2 separate regions of the Homo sapiens genome follow, and region 1 is linked to region 2. The links are chromatin contacts, found by Hi-C or POLR2A ChIA-PET in ENCODE. All regions are on one chromosome and are shown on one strand. Each heading gives the region's core, a stretch centred on a gene start or an enhancer-like site at or near the end of the contact. The rest is flanking DNA. Distances are from core to core; before and after follow the strand shown.

Region 1 (7,123 bases), core at 1,908-4,407, 190 kb before region 2:
TGTGTGTGTGTGCGTGTGTGTTTGTGTGTGTTTATTGGTATGTGTGAGGGTGTGCCCATGTGATGGCACAAGGCTATGCGTTGTATGCCTGCTCTTTATGCTTGATGCCATGGCTGTAAGAACCGAAGAGAAAGGACTTTAGGGAGAAGGCATCTGGTCCAGAAGCACGAGGTGACCGTCCACAGCCCACCTCACACACAGCCCCTGTTGGTAGCACAGTGGGGCCTGCAACGCAGGCCTCCTGCTCAGTCCAGAGCTCTTCTGACTACAGAGGGTCCTTTGACAAAAGGAAAGGTGGGGGTAGAGTTTGCTCCAGGTGTCAGAAAAGACCAAATGAGACCAGTCCAGGAGGGAATTCATGTTAGCCGGACAGTCTCTGGTGCTAGGGCTTTCCACGGTCTTCCAGTAAATTCTAATCCTCGTGTAGGAAACACACTTGTTACTCTTGGCAGAGGGAAGGAACATAAAGGGAGTGTCACGCTTCACAGACTGGAGCGCCCCATCATTACACAGGATGGACCACCCACCCTTCTGGATAGATCCTTGTTCCTCACTTACAACCCTGCTTGTTTTTAAGGGGCCTAATTAGCAGAAAATGTCGTTGACAAATATTGCATAGGCAGTGCCCCAGGGGTGCTTGGAAGTCCCAGTCTTCCCAGCTCTTTGAAGTCCAAGAATGAATGTTGCTTGTCATCTGCCTTCCCACCCCCACCACAGGGATTACTGAGAATCCCTGGAAAGGGGACAGAGAACCTTCTCAGCTTCAGCACCCAGGATCTCTAGTAATGAATAGTGCTAGATCCCCTCTCTCAGATACTGCTGGTTTGGGTACTTTTTTCTCTCTCTCTTTCTTTCTCTTCTTCCTTTCTTCTTTCCCTTTCTTTTTCTTTCTCTTTTTCTTTCTTTCCTTTCTTTCTTTCTCCTTCCTTCCTTCCTTCCATCCTTCCCTTCCTTCCTTCTTTCTTAGATCTCACTTTATAGTCCAGGCTGGAGTGAAATGGTGTGATCATGGATCACTGCTACTTTGAACTCTGGGACTCAGGTGATCCTCCCACCCCAGCCACACAAGTAGCTAGGACCACCATACTAGGCTAATTTTTATTTATTTATTCATTTTTGTAGAGATAGGATCTCACTATGTCACCCAGGTGCTCTCAGACTCCTGAGCTCAAGCAATCCTCCCACCTCGACCTCCCAAAATGGTGGGATTATAGACGTGAGCCACCGTGCATGGCCTGTTTGGGTAAAGTTTAAAATGTTAGCAGTATATATGTTCCCCTAGCTAATTATTGTAGTTATTCTTGCACATCTGCCGCTGTTCTTCTTAACCTCCTTTGTCTGGATGATGGAAAATTTTCCTTACCACTTTAGAGGCCACTAGCACCCCACACAATTTTTCAAAAGCATAAAAGGGACCTTCTCTTCTGCAGATTTCACCACTCTGGTTTTTCTTTGCTTCTCATTGACAGTCTAGTCATCCGTGTCCCTCTGAGGGGAGCCACCTCTTCCTGCCCAAGACTTCCTGCTTGCATCCTGAGGGAGCACGGTGGAGAAGGACAGGGGGGCTACTGACTTTCTTCCTCTGAGTGCCCCCCGCCTAGGTGAGGGGTGTTAGCAGGCACCTCAGCGGTGGCAGGGGATGGGCCAGGGTCTGAAACCCAGCTCAGTGACTAAAATCTATGTGGACAGGTTACTTAACTAGTCGTTCCTCAGTTTCCTCATGTATAAAATTGGAAAAACAGTTCCCACTTCATTAGGCCTGCTGTGATGATTAAATGAGATGACATAAATAACTTGTGCGGCAACTAATAGGTCCTCAGGAAATGTCAGTTCTCTTAGTAACTGTTATGGACTAAGTGTTTGTCCATATGGACCAAATGTTTGCAAATGGGAACTGAGGAGCCCTCACCAGACACCAGATCTGTCAGCACCTAGATCTTGGACTTCCCAGCCTCTAGAACTGTGTGAAATATATGTTTATTGTTTAAGCCACCCAGTCTATGGTATCCATTATAGCAGTCCAAGCAGGCCAAGGTAGTCACCTAGAGCTGGCAGGACTGAATTCAGGGTTTGGGATGCCAGTTATTTCTCTTCCCATCTTAGGCACAACAAACAGCTTTCCCTGTCCAAAGAGGATACTGAGGGCCAGTTGCTGTCATCATTTCCTACTTCCCTCAATTTGCAAAAACTACCAACTTCTTTCTTTTTTGTATTCAAAGTGCTAAGTTGCTGGATATTTTGCAGGTAGAGAGACATCAGACCACCATGAGCCCTCTAGAGAGCATGTTAACACAAGCAGCCCTGCAGGTGAGGGCTTTGAGCAAGCATGTAATGAGCATTCTAGGATTCCTCCCTAGATCATACACTTCCAGAGAGAGGCCTAAAATACAGACTTCCAGAGGACAGAGGTCTTTGCCTATTCAGTTCGCTGATTTATATATATATATATATATATATATATATATATATATATATATATATATCTCCTAGAAAAGTGCCCGGCAGATGGCAGGCCCTGAAAAAATATGTGTTGAATAAATACATATTTGCTGACTGAATGAATGCTTCTGGGGCAAAATGGCTCCAAAACCAGCCAGCCTCAGGCCGCCTGACCACCTTCTCTACCACTTACTCACTGTGGGGCTTCTTAAAAGTCACTTATCCTTCCTCTACTCTATTTCCTTTTCCCTAAAGAAGAGAGAATCCCACCAACTATGGGGATAGTCTTATGGATTAGGGGCTGTACCTGCAAAGCATGTGACGTGAAGAAGAAATCAGAGTGACTTGGCAGCCTTAGATACTGTGCTGAGGATCTGGAGTCGGGAGGATCTGGCCCACTCTCTGAGGAAAGAACTGTCATCTGATGCTGGTGACCTCAAAAGTGTAAAGTGTTGCTACAACCTTCAACCTCTTAGGGCAGAGAAGGAAGACTATGGATTCACAATTCTTGGCCCCAGCTGTAGTTTCTCAAGAAAGCTCATGCAATGAGCTCATGATCAGGTGCTTTTAATGAGACCTCCCGATCCTCCTAGGTGGTTTCCCTTGTGACAAATGATCCTGTCTGGCAAGACCCTATCTTTGTCATTGTGGACTTGTGCTCACAACCAGTTACCTAGGCATCCCATGCCTTCTCACTTCCTCCTCCCTCTCTCTCTCTCTCTTTCCAGGTTCAGTGATTCAAGGCCTAAACTACCAAGATGCATCTTACTTATCCTCAGTGGGGATTGCTGCACTAAGTTATAGATTCTGAATTTGTGAAGCAATTTGGTCAAGTTTATACTTTCTATTTTTGGCTAGGAGTGGGAGGGGCAACTGTATGCCAATAGGCTATCTCAATTCTAGAAACATCCCCTCTTGCAAGATGAAATTATCCCCACTATATCAACATTCACAGCCTGTTTGCACTGGTATGGCTTTGATAGAACTTGTATCAGTATAAATATTACTTTAGCTTTTAACTGCTAATTATATCAACATAAACTTAATTTATAGTGATAATCACCGTCATAATGTGCTGCTGCCAAACATCCCCACTGATGCTTTGAGGCATCGTGTAAACTCAGCCATTAGCAATCATGTAAATGTTCCCATTACTCATTATGATACTGGCTAAAGAACTTCTCTAATTGACTTCTTCCCAAAGTCCATAATAAGCAAGAACAACAGAAGACCAGAGAGTGTTGATCAATTTATGACAACCATCTTGTTTCTTACAATAGCCCATGCTGATAAATATAAAGTTGCAAAAGAGGACCTCAGAATAGCATGAACAGATTCTCAATTCCACATTTAGTTTCGGTCACGTCAATCGAATCACAACACTATCACTCAGACAAATGCCAAGTAACACTTAGTTTGTATAGCGTGCCACTTCCATCTCCCTATGTCAGCATGAAAAAAAAAGGGGTGTTTGCATCTTGTAAATTCATATTGCTTTTTAATTCAAGAGATTCAAAGTGCTTTACTTTTTTCAATTATTGCTCCTTTTTCTGCGGTAGTTTAGCGGATATTTGTTGTTTATACCACTCACTCTCCACTCTCCCATCTAGAGGCAGCAGTGCCCTAATATTATTGGGCGTATATCCACCAACTCTTAGTCTATATTGTTTTCATTCAGCCAACTCCATCCCCCAGGCTTGAGAGTGAAGCATGTAATCTAAGATAATCCAATCACCACACTCTACCTGCCGCCTGTCCACAGTGATTTGTTCATGAGTGTGCATGTGACCCAAAGTCTGGCCCATCAAGGTTAATGAGATTCAAGTCTAGGAATCACAAATTTCTGTTTCTCCATTGGGTATGAGGCTCAGAGAAAGGCACTATGGGGCTGCAGTCCCAACCCTGATGAGGAGAGTAGAGCTAAACCCAGGGTAGTAGAGAAACAAGCCATCATGATATCTAAGCTTCTAAATCACAGTGCATCTGAAACCAGCCCCTTTCCTGGACTTTTCAATTATATGTGTGTCAAAAATCCCATTTTACTTAACCCAGTTGTGCTGTTTACTGTCACTCACAACCAAAATAATCCTAATTGATACAGGCAACCAGCAGACTTTGGGTATGATTACGTCTGTTTCTAAGATAAAGAAATGTGAGCAAAAAGAAATGATCTCCAGTCAGTAAAAGAGCTGTGTGAATTAAATACAGAGGCTGAAGATACCAAATATTCTAAAACTAAAGTGCCCTATAAATACATGAGTTTTAATAAAACTTAAAACTCAAAAGCCAGAGTTTCTGATCACATCCAGTCTCAAATATTTCTGATTCTTCAATTGATTCAGCGCCAGAGAAACCAAATCTCCCAGTAGGCCAACAGAAGCTTCAGGAAAGTAGCAGGGAATTCAGGGTGAGGCGAAAAGGGGAGGTATAGGGAGTCTATGAAATGACCAATTTCAAATTCAGAAAAGCTGGCAAGAGTCTAAAGTAAAATCTAAGAAGCTAGATCTGTAAGAATCTCTGATACTTGTGAAATCTAGTTTACTGTGCACAGCTGAGTAAGTAAGTGTGAGGAAAATCAAATCCTGGGGGCTTGGAAAATGCCATTTTTCTTCTCTGCACCCATAGTCCCAGCACCCCACCTGCTGCTCTCTGCAGTGCTGGAGCATGTCATCTGTCATGGTCCCCCAGGTTAGCACTTTGAATGCAGTCAAAACAATAGGGACCATGCCCTCATCTGCTATGGGCGGGCTGGTTTCTGCAATTAAGCTAAAGTTCAGGTTTTGGCTAATAACAGGCAAGGAATGTGACAGGGAAGGGAATGCTTACTCATTAACTCATGCTAATGGGTGCTAGAACCAACCAACCACCAGCCCACTAGCGTGAGAGTGAGGCACGCTGTGTCACTCTGATCGTGGAGTGTTTGCAGGTTTATTTCACAACATTACTGGAGTCTGGCAGTTATCTAATCAGGAGCGGTTTTAAGGGAAAAGAAAAGGATAATTTTGTTTTAAGTGCCAGTCTTAGGTCTCAATATTTTATGAAATAGTCATTAATTTTCAATACAAGGCTGATGGTGATATGATGAGGACTGCATGTTTATGCAGAAAACGTTCCTTGGCTATCTCTAAGAGTTTGGTGAATGTAGGGGAAACAATTATCTCTTATTTTTGTAAGGCAAATGGTAATTATCACACCAGTCTCAGCTCTCTGAGAAGATAGGTCACTGCAAAGAAAGGGGCGGACTGACAGTGGGTGTAACACTGGGTAACATGGGAAGTGGGAGAATGAAGCTATTTTACTTGTGGCAGAAACCATAGAATCCATTCATTTAATCAATCATTCCCTCAACACAAATGTATTGAGTATCTACTAAGTCCCAGGCACACCACTAGGTGCTGTGCCATTCAATACTAAATGATGCAGAGGCTGTTCCTGCCCTCTGGGAGTTGACATTCTTTTGGCCACAAGGACTTAGGTCTCAGGAGACCCAATTAAGTCTTTTGTATGCAGGAAAAATTTTAAAGCAGCAATTTCTGCCACCCAAGTCTGACTACTTCTCACACTTGGGTCACCCAATTTTAGGCACTGGTGACCTAGAAAATCACTGACTTTCATGTAAACATTATGTTCGAGTATTGGGGATCTTAGGGATTAACCTACAGGCATCAATGCAGACTTTGTTCTTTTTAGGTCAGTTGGATAAAGCAGGCATGTGGCCCCTGATCCTCTTTGTCCCAGTTAAACTATGAATCTCTATCTCAGCGTCACAGACAGTACTTAGTCCCGGCCCCAGTTAGCTGCCTTGCACGTCCACAGTTCAGAACACATAAAGGCAGGGCGTGGATAAGACTATATTTGTCATGACTATAGGATAAACAGCTTAAAACACATATTGGAGACATAATGGGTCATTTTTCAAAACTGATAATGTCTTCGAAAACCCACTGAACAGTGTTAAGGACTAAGCAAATCTACAGCACAATCAGGGTCACCTGTTGTGGGGGTCATTTTGTTGGACTCTATATTACAACAGCTACAGACGTGTTTCTAAATTGAGGCTTCCATTTTCACTATTAATAACATGAGGGCAAGTCCCAACCTCCCTCCAGAGTACCAGCTATTCAAAATTAATTTATTAAAAATGCATTCTAGTCATTAGCGCTAAGCAGATTTATGAAAAGCAGATTGACTAGGATACAAAGATGTGCAAGCCCTTAAGTTTCGATCTGTGCCATGTTTGCTATCATTTATCTAGAATTCTGGTCATGTGTGTCAATATTTGCAGACTACCACTTTGCAGGTTATTTATTTCCCCTGGTCCATTTCTCATGGTGACACGGCTTTCCAGCATTGTGTGACAGGTGGTAGTTGACACCAATTTATATTAACTTCAGTTTATGCTGAAAATATTACACTAAAGGGAAGACGGTGTTCAGATTATGGTCTGAGCATATGTCAAATGCTAGGAAGAGTCTTAAAATTTCTCCTCATTTTAAAATGGTGAGCAATTTGGCTTTAATTTTTTGACTGGCATTTTTACTATTCTTTTGGTAGGTTGTCAGTGGATTTAGTGACAGCTGGTAACACCAGCTACAAAATATATTTTTCAAAGAAAATATTTAATAAGAACTCAGGTAAGCTCTTGTGTAGCGTTTCTATATTAACTATTTCATCAATGGAGGAA
Region 2 (7,130 bases), core at 3,268-5,767:
TTTGGGAGGCTGAGGCAGGTGGATCACATGAGGTCAGGAGTTCAAGACCAGCCTTGCCAACATGGTGAAACCACATCTCCACCACAAATACAAAATATTAGCTGGGCGTGGTAGTGGACATCTGTAATTCCAGCTACTTGGGAGGCTGAGGCAGGAGAATCGCTTGAACCCAGGAGGCGAAGGTTGCAGTGAGCCAAGATTGTGCCATTGCGCTCCAGCCTGGGTGACAGAGCATGACTCCGTCTTAAAAAAAAATAAAAAAATAAAAGCAGGGGTGGGGGGAATGTGCAATAGGTACCTACCTAAAAGAAAAAAAAACAGTATAAAAATTTCATCTAATAATTTGATAAAACATATTTAAGGGTATAGATTGTAAGGATTTAAAGTTGGTATTAAATTAATCTGATGTATTCCAACCACATTGAGCAGCTTTTTTTATCGCATTTCTTGTGCACTAACATTCATGTACCTTGGTTTCTAACTCAATTAAAGTGCCAATATAATTCCCATTCATCATAAAAACAGCTCTTTATAATGTGCAAAATAGTTTGGCTCAGAGGTTGATGTCATAATGAGGGTAGAATGTATGAGCATTAATATCTTTTTTTCTATGCGTAGTTTTATTAGAAAAATGATTTTCTACTTTGAAATTTACTGGGTCTAACAGACAGAGCTGGATTTATGGCTGTTAACAGAGTTATGAGTATAGCAGAGGCAACATAATTAAGAGCACAGGCATTGGCATTGGACTGAGCTGGAACCAAACCCCAGCCCTCCCACGGCTACCTCTGCTCTTGGCCAACTGACTGAACCACTCTCAGGCTTGGATAGCTCCACTGGAATCTGGGGGTGATCACATCTCACTGAGCTGGCGTGAAGATACTTATGATGATGTATACAGACCCTAAGCATCATATCGATCACACAGAAAGCCCTGAAGATGTTACTACTCTCTCTCTCTCCTTTTTTTTATAACCAAGGTTTCATTCTGCATACTAAATAGTTCCCTGAATATAAGACGTATTGAAAAAGTATTTACTGAATGAATGCGTGAATTTTAGAAAGAGTGAGAAAGTTACAAGAGCACTAGCTTTGGAATCAAAGGTCTGAAGTCAATCCCAGTTTCTCCATGTGTTAGCTGGGTCATCTTCCATATGTCACTTCACCTCTGAGCCCCATTTCGTGATCTGGAGCTCCCTTACTTGCTCATGGGGTTATTATAAAATCAAGTGAGAAAACAAGAAAAGTGCTGTATAATTGGTAATGCTGGTAATAGAAATTATTCTTGTCTGTGATAGCTTTCCACACCATCCACCCACTCTGTCATTTCCTTACCACTGACACTTCCCGTCTCCTCTGGGAAAGTTGTCCTAGAAGTCCCAATCTCTGCTCTAGGGAGAAACTGTTTTTTCCACATATGATGTCTTCAAAATATCCACAACATTCTGTATTTTTTAAAGCACCATCATAATAATGTATCAAAACCCCTTTGGAACTGAGATTTGAAGGCAATGTTGGACCCTTCATTGTTCATGCCAATCATCTCTCTTCTATTAGCATCCCGTGGGGCCTGCTGGACCTGGAAGAGGTACCATTACAAGCTCTGAGTTCATGTCCTCTGAAGAACTCCACACCTAGGTTCTAGAGGAGGCAACTTAACTCAGGCCTGGTACCCCACGATCATGGAGACTGGCTCTGATAGGCACGTGACCCAGTCAAAGTCCCTTGAGAATAATCAGACATAAGTTGAGATATTTGAAGAGAAACACAACCTTCTCCTTTGCACTTGCTTCTGGAAGGATATACAGGTTGAGCATCCCTAATCCAAAAATCTGAAACACTTCTGCTCCCAGGCATTTCAGATAAAGGATGTGCAACTTGTCCAACTCTGTAGTTACTGGCTGTGATCTGGCTGCTATGTAGAGGTTGGACACAGAACCAATGTAAAGGAAGGCAGAGTTGACAGATGGAAAGTCACCAAGTCCTGGGGACATTCATGAACCTCTAAGCCTAGCTATATTCATTTGCCAGGGCTGCAGAGCACCACAAACTGGGTGGCTGAAACAATAGAAATGTATTCTCTCACAGTTCAGGAGGCCAGAAGTCCAAAATCAAGGTGTTGCCAGGGCCAAGCTCTCTGAAGGCTTTAGGGGAGAATCTGTTCTGTGCCTTTCTCTTAGCTTCTAGTGGTTGCCAGCAGTCCTCGGCGTTGCTTGGCTTGTAGACACATCACTCCAATCCCTGTGTCTGTCTTCAAATAGCTTTCTCCCTGTTGTCTGTGTCAGTGTGTGTTTTCTCCTATCAGGACATCATTCATACTGAAGTAGGGCCCACCCTAGTCAGGTAGCACCTCATCTCAATTTGATTACATTTGCAAAGACTCTATTTCAAAATAAAGTCACAATCACAAGCATCAGAAATTAGAACTTCTGATCTTTTGGGGGGGGCACAATTCAAGCCACAACGCCATCCATAACTGAAATGTGAACTGTATTTTGATTTTTCAATTTTTTCCCATTCCAATTATATATAAGCCAATATATTTCCTTCTCTTTAGGCTAGTTTTGATTGGATTTACAATCCCTCACAACTGAAAGACTCCTAATGATAAGGCACCCCGCACCACCATGTAAATAAGGTTGGTACGTAGGGGGCTATTGGCACATGGCTCCAGCCTCGAGGCCAGTCCTGCTTTGTCCCCTGGGCTTACATGCCTCCCACTCCTTGGGGAATGAGACCTCAAGGCCTGATTTGAATCAGAACCTCTGTTCTCCAGAACTGCTGGTCCAAGGTGATTATGAACTGTTTATGGAAACCAGCATCCTTCTTTTCCTAAAGGTTTTCCCTATGTGGACCCATAATCCTAGGCAGCTACCAGCTCTTCTAGAATCGGTAACCTCAATTCTATCGGTAATACCGATTCTAATCGGTAACCCCGAGGACTGCTGGCAACCACTGGAAGCTAAGAACTGGAACACTTCTCCAAATTGTCCCAATTTGGGATATGCAGTAGACTGGTCCTCCAAGAAAGCATCAAGTGATATTAACAAGCCTTGGGCTCCCAAGTCTGTACTAGTCCCACATGACACACACGGAAATTTTACCCAAATACACCTCAGTGCAAAACAAAACAAAATGAAAAACAAAAACATGCTTATGAGTATAAAAGAATCTTAGGGAAGTATTTTCTGCCCAGCTCTATTTTGAGCTAATGATTGTTGATACAAAATTTAGGGTTATTCCAGGAGTAGCCAGGAAGGGATTACGGAAACATCTTTAGAGGGAGGAAACTTTTTTTAGGTAATCAATCTGCTTTTAGTCTTGCCCTACATAAAACTTTCCCTTATGTCACTGAGACCTTCTCCAAACTTCCTCTTCTTTGTGTAGTGACATTGCCAAGTACGTAGCTAAGACAATCCAGTCCTCATGTGACTCAGGTTCCCCCTTTTATTAATGGAAAACAAGTTGGTTTTTTTGTTTAGCTTTTTTTTTTTTTTTTTTCAATTTAACTCTCAGCTGCTTTCTTCCTCCCTCCCCATTATCAAGCTAAAAGATTTTGGCAACTTGTGCTCTGTTCCACTATTGTCCAAAAATCTCAGTGATCCACCATTCTCATCTAGATGAGACTTCTTCTATAGCCACTCAGAGGCGGCCTCATTCTTCCTTGCCCACTCCTCCGCAGAACTACATGGACAGGACTGGTGACCAAGAGGAAAAGAAGGAAAAGAATGAAGTCTCCCTCTGAGACTCATCTTCTAAGATGAATCATATTCTATCCAACACCAGGAGAAATATGCTTTGCTTTAGGCATATTTTGCATTATGCCATTGTCTTTGCTTAAAATCCTTCAGTGAGGCCGGGCGTGGTGGCTTACGCCTGTAATCCCAGCACTTTGGGAGGCTGAGGCAGGTGGATCACCTGAGGTCAGGAGCTCGAGACCAGCCTGGCCAACATGGTGAAACCCTGTCTCTACTAAAAATACAAAAAAGTAGCCGGGCATGGTGGTGGGCACCTGTAATCCCAGCTACTCAGGAGGCTAAGGCAGGGGAATCGCTTGAACCTTGGAAGAGGGGGTTGCAGTGAGCTGAGATCACACCACAGTATTCCAGCCTGGGCGACAAGAGCAAAACTCTGTCTCAAAAAAAAAAAAAACAAAAACAAACAAACAAACAAAAAATCCTTCAATGGCTCCTTACTGCCAAAAGGATAAAGGTCAAGTCATTGTTGCTGGGCATTCAAGGCCCCTCACAATCTGTCTCTAGCCTACTTTCTAATGTTATCTCTCAGCCATATCTGCTGTTTAAGTCTCCCTTCTACATCACTGGTTACCTCAATGGTTCCCAAAAAGTCTTAGTGGATTCCCAGGCCTTTGCTCAAGATGGTCCTCTGGCAAAAGTTCTACATTGATCCTGAGATGGCCAATGCCAGGCCCAGGATGGGGCACACATTTGGGACTTAGAAGTATCTACTAAACAATGAAAGTGTAAATATGAGAGACATCTGAAAAGCAACTTTACATCTTTCATGGTTTGACCTAGGGAGGAGCCCATAAAAGTGATTCAACCAGGTCAAGTACTATAGGTGCCAATGGGGACAGTACGATTTTTTTTTTTTAATTCTAACATACATTGTTTTCATAATTCAATGGTTCTACATTTAATGTAGAAATGTTTCCTTTTTGTCCTAAAACATGTTCTTAAATCCACCTTACAACAGAATCATTCTGGAATCAAGGAAGCACAGTAAGTGTTCAGTACTGGCTCCTTCCATGGGCTATGAAGGTCTCTGGCTGTACAGATTACATCTGCCCCAACCGCTTATCAACTCTAGGCCCTCCTAAGGCACTCTGCTCTCCTCAGTATCCCTGGTTTTGTAGCTCATTATCACACAAGATGGTAGAGACAGAAAACATAACTCCACCAAAAAGAAGTTTAGCAACATACACGGAAGACAGCCTTGAACTTTTGAAGTGGCCTCACGCAAGCCATTAACCTGCTCTCCAACAGTTTCCTTAGTGTTAATGTCAGAAGCAGAACACTCCATGGATGGCCCATGATCTGCCCCAGCTGGGGCTCTTCTCAATATTATAAAGTCTATTTATAGTAGACTTTTATATGAAGTCACACTCTTACTTCCCTTTTCTCCCTTCCTTTGGAAATCATCTGAAAAGGGCACTTGTCTTGTGATGCTTCACTCTCCTCACCCCCGCAGCATCACCCAGAGATGACACCATATATCCTCTTTCGTTTTGCATCACCCATAGGCTGTCAGGGCTCCTAGCATGATACAAGAAGGCATTGCAACTCTGGGATAAATGATCACTCATTACTATCTTTAGTGATTATCAACCAGGCCCAAAGTACTCCAACCAAAGTCATCCTCTCTCTCCAAACCTACATTAAAGAGAGTGTAGACACAGCGACGCTTTTCATGAAGTCCACATGCAGCCCTTTAATGCATGGCTTTACTCCTCACAGACATGATATTGTGCTATGCCCTTTTATGCTGGAATTTAATCACAGGTCATGGCCAGTGGAAGAAAAGTCATGGATCAAAGTCTATTTGCATATTTTCTCAAAATACCTCCTCAAAGAACCACATCTATTACAACTTTTTTTTTTTTTTTTTTTTTTTTTGGTAGAGACAGGTCTCACTGCATTGCCCAGGCTGGCCTCAAACTCCTGGGCTCAAGTGATCCTCCCATCTTCGCCTCCCAAAATGCTGGGATTACAGGCATAAGCCTCAGCCACCACACCCAGTCTATTACAACTTTAAAAGATAAATCGATTGGCTCATGCCTGTAATCCTAGCACTTTGGGAGGCTGAAGTGGGAGGATGGCTTGAGCTCAGGAGTTGGAGACCAGCCTGGGCAATGTATTGAAATCTTGTCCCTACAAAAAATTAAAAACATAAAAATTAGCCAGGTGTGGTGGTACGCCCTTGTAGTCTCAGCTACTTGGGAGGCTGAGGTGGGAGGATTACTCGAGCCCAGGAAGTCGAGGCTGCAGTGAGCCATCTTCATGCCACTGTACTCCAGCTTGGGAAACAGGGTGACACTCTGTCTCAAAAAATAAACATAAAGCTAAATTGAGCTACTATCCTAATGAATATAATGTATTAACTTTTCTATTTCTTCTCAATCACCCATTATGCCTTAAAAAGTATAAGGGAGGAAGGGATGAGAAGAGGACCCTTTGTTGGATCCCAGTTAAGAGGACATGGTCCATAGAAGAGAAGAGCTGGGCCAACAGGAATTGGGATATCTCTGTCCACTTTTGGCTTCACCTTTAGCCTCTTGCACATGTGTCTATTAAGTCCCCTCTAGCCCATCTCACTGCATCTTTGAAACAGAGAGAACAGAATGAACACTCTTCCTTCCCAACCCTAATGTTGCAAACAGATTGGATGCTGTCTGTTTTGAGTTTTCTGGTCAAAGGCATATGATAAAAAACACATGGTTTACATGGGTCCTTTTGTTAATTACAAGTATCAGTGCCAAATGGACAAAGGCAAGATGCTACATGGTGCCGGAGGATTGAGTGGTGAATAGAATTTTAAATTGTGAGTCATTATAACCATACTTATGATATGCAGACAGCCTGCAGAATGTGCTTCAATCTGGTGGATGGTGAAAACCCACTGCAAGGGACTCTGCTTTCCTTGCCCAGTATGAAGCCCCCTCCTAAGCTGGCAAAACAGGTTTTACAAAGCCAGGGTAGTGATGATGAAGTGAGTAGGATGGGATAAGCTGGTTCTGGTTACCAAAATGAAATTCCTCCCTTTGTGGCTACCCCTCCACTTTGATGAAACATTTTACAAGAAACTTATAGAAAAATGACCAGATGCTTAACATTCTGTAAAATGAAGTATTTTGGCATTTCACCACTGGCCTTGTCTCCAGAACACTCTATCCATTTTTGTTGTATAAGCATAATCAATGAAAAAGTATAATTATTGGGCTGGAAAATAATAAGTATCTACAGAACATGCTGAGAGCTGTTTTAAAAAAAATGCTTAAAGGAACAATATATGTCACTTTCGAGGCACCTGATTCGTTTATTGGTATAGCATAACTCTCCTACCCACGAATCTCAATCACCATTTACTTCTCAAAAAATAACTACGGTATG

The links. A loop is a pair of places that touch in the nucleus more often than their neighbours do. ChIA-PET counts read pairs that join two places held with the same protein, here RNA polymerase II (POLR2A). Pooled maps may share reads with other maps.
Region 1: a map with no recorded cell type shows a loop between it and region 2 (3-fold over the local background). The contact joins two enhancer-like sites. A Hi-C loop is called at or near these places in 1 of 37 single-sample maps with no recorded cell type and 2 of 50 pooled maps. POLR2A ChIA-PET finds 5 or more read pairs at or near these places in 3 of 52 experiments (H1, T-cell and activated CD4-positive, alpha-beta T cell).

What each region holds. Positions count from the first base shown.
Region 1 is chr6:14,309,330-14,316,452 of GRCh38, reverse strand. No RefSeq gene overlaps it. Among named protein-coding and RNA genes, the nearest start is that of LINC01108, 27 kb to the right of the region's middle. Within about 2 kb of position 3,157, at least 2 of the 41 ENCODE cell types and tissues checked have a DNase peak (open chromatin) inside an H3K27ac peak, as active enhancers do.
Region 2 is chr6:14,120,123-14,127,252 of GRCh38, reverse strand. All of the region lies in intron 2 of CD83 (CD83 molecule), which reads right to left. Among named protein-coding and RNA genes, the nearest start is that of CD83, 5.9 kb to the right of the region's middle. RefSeq lists enhancers at 4,979-5,308, 5,329-5,388. Within about 2 kb of position 4,517, at least 6 of the 41 ENCODE cell types and tissues checked have a DNase peak (open chromatin) inside an H3K27ac peak, as active enhancers do.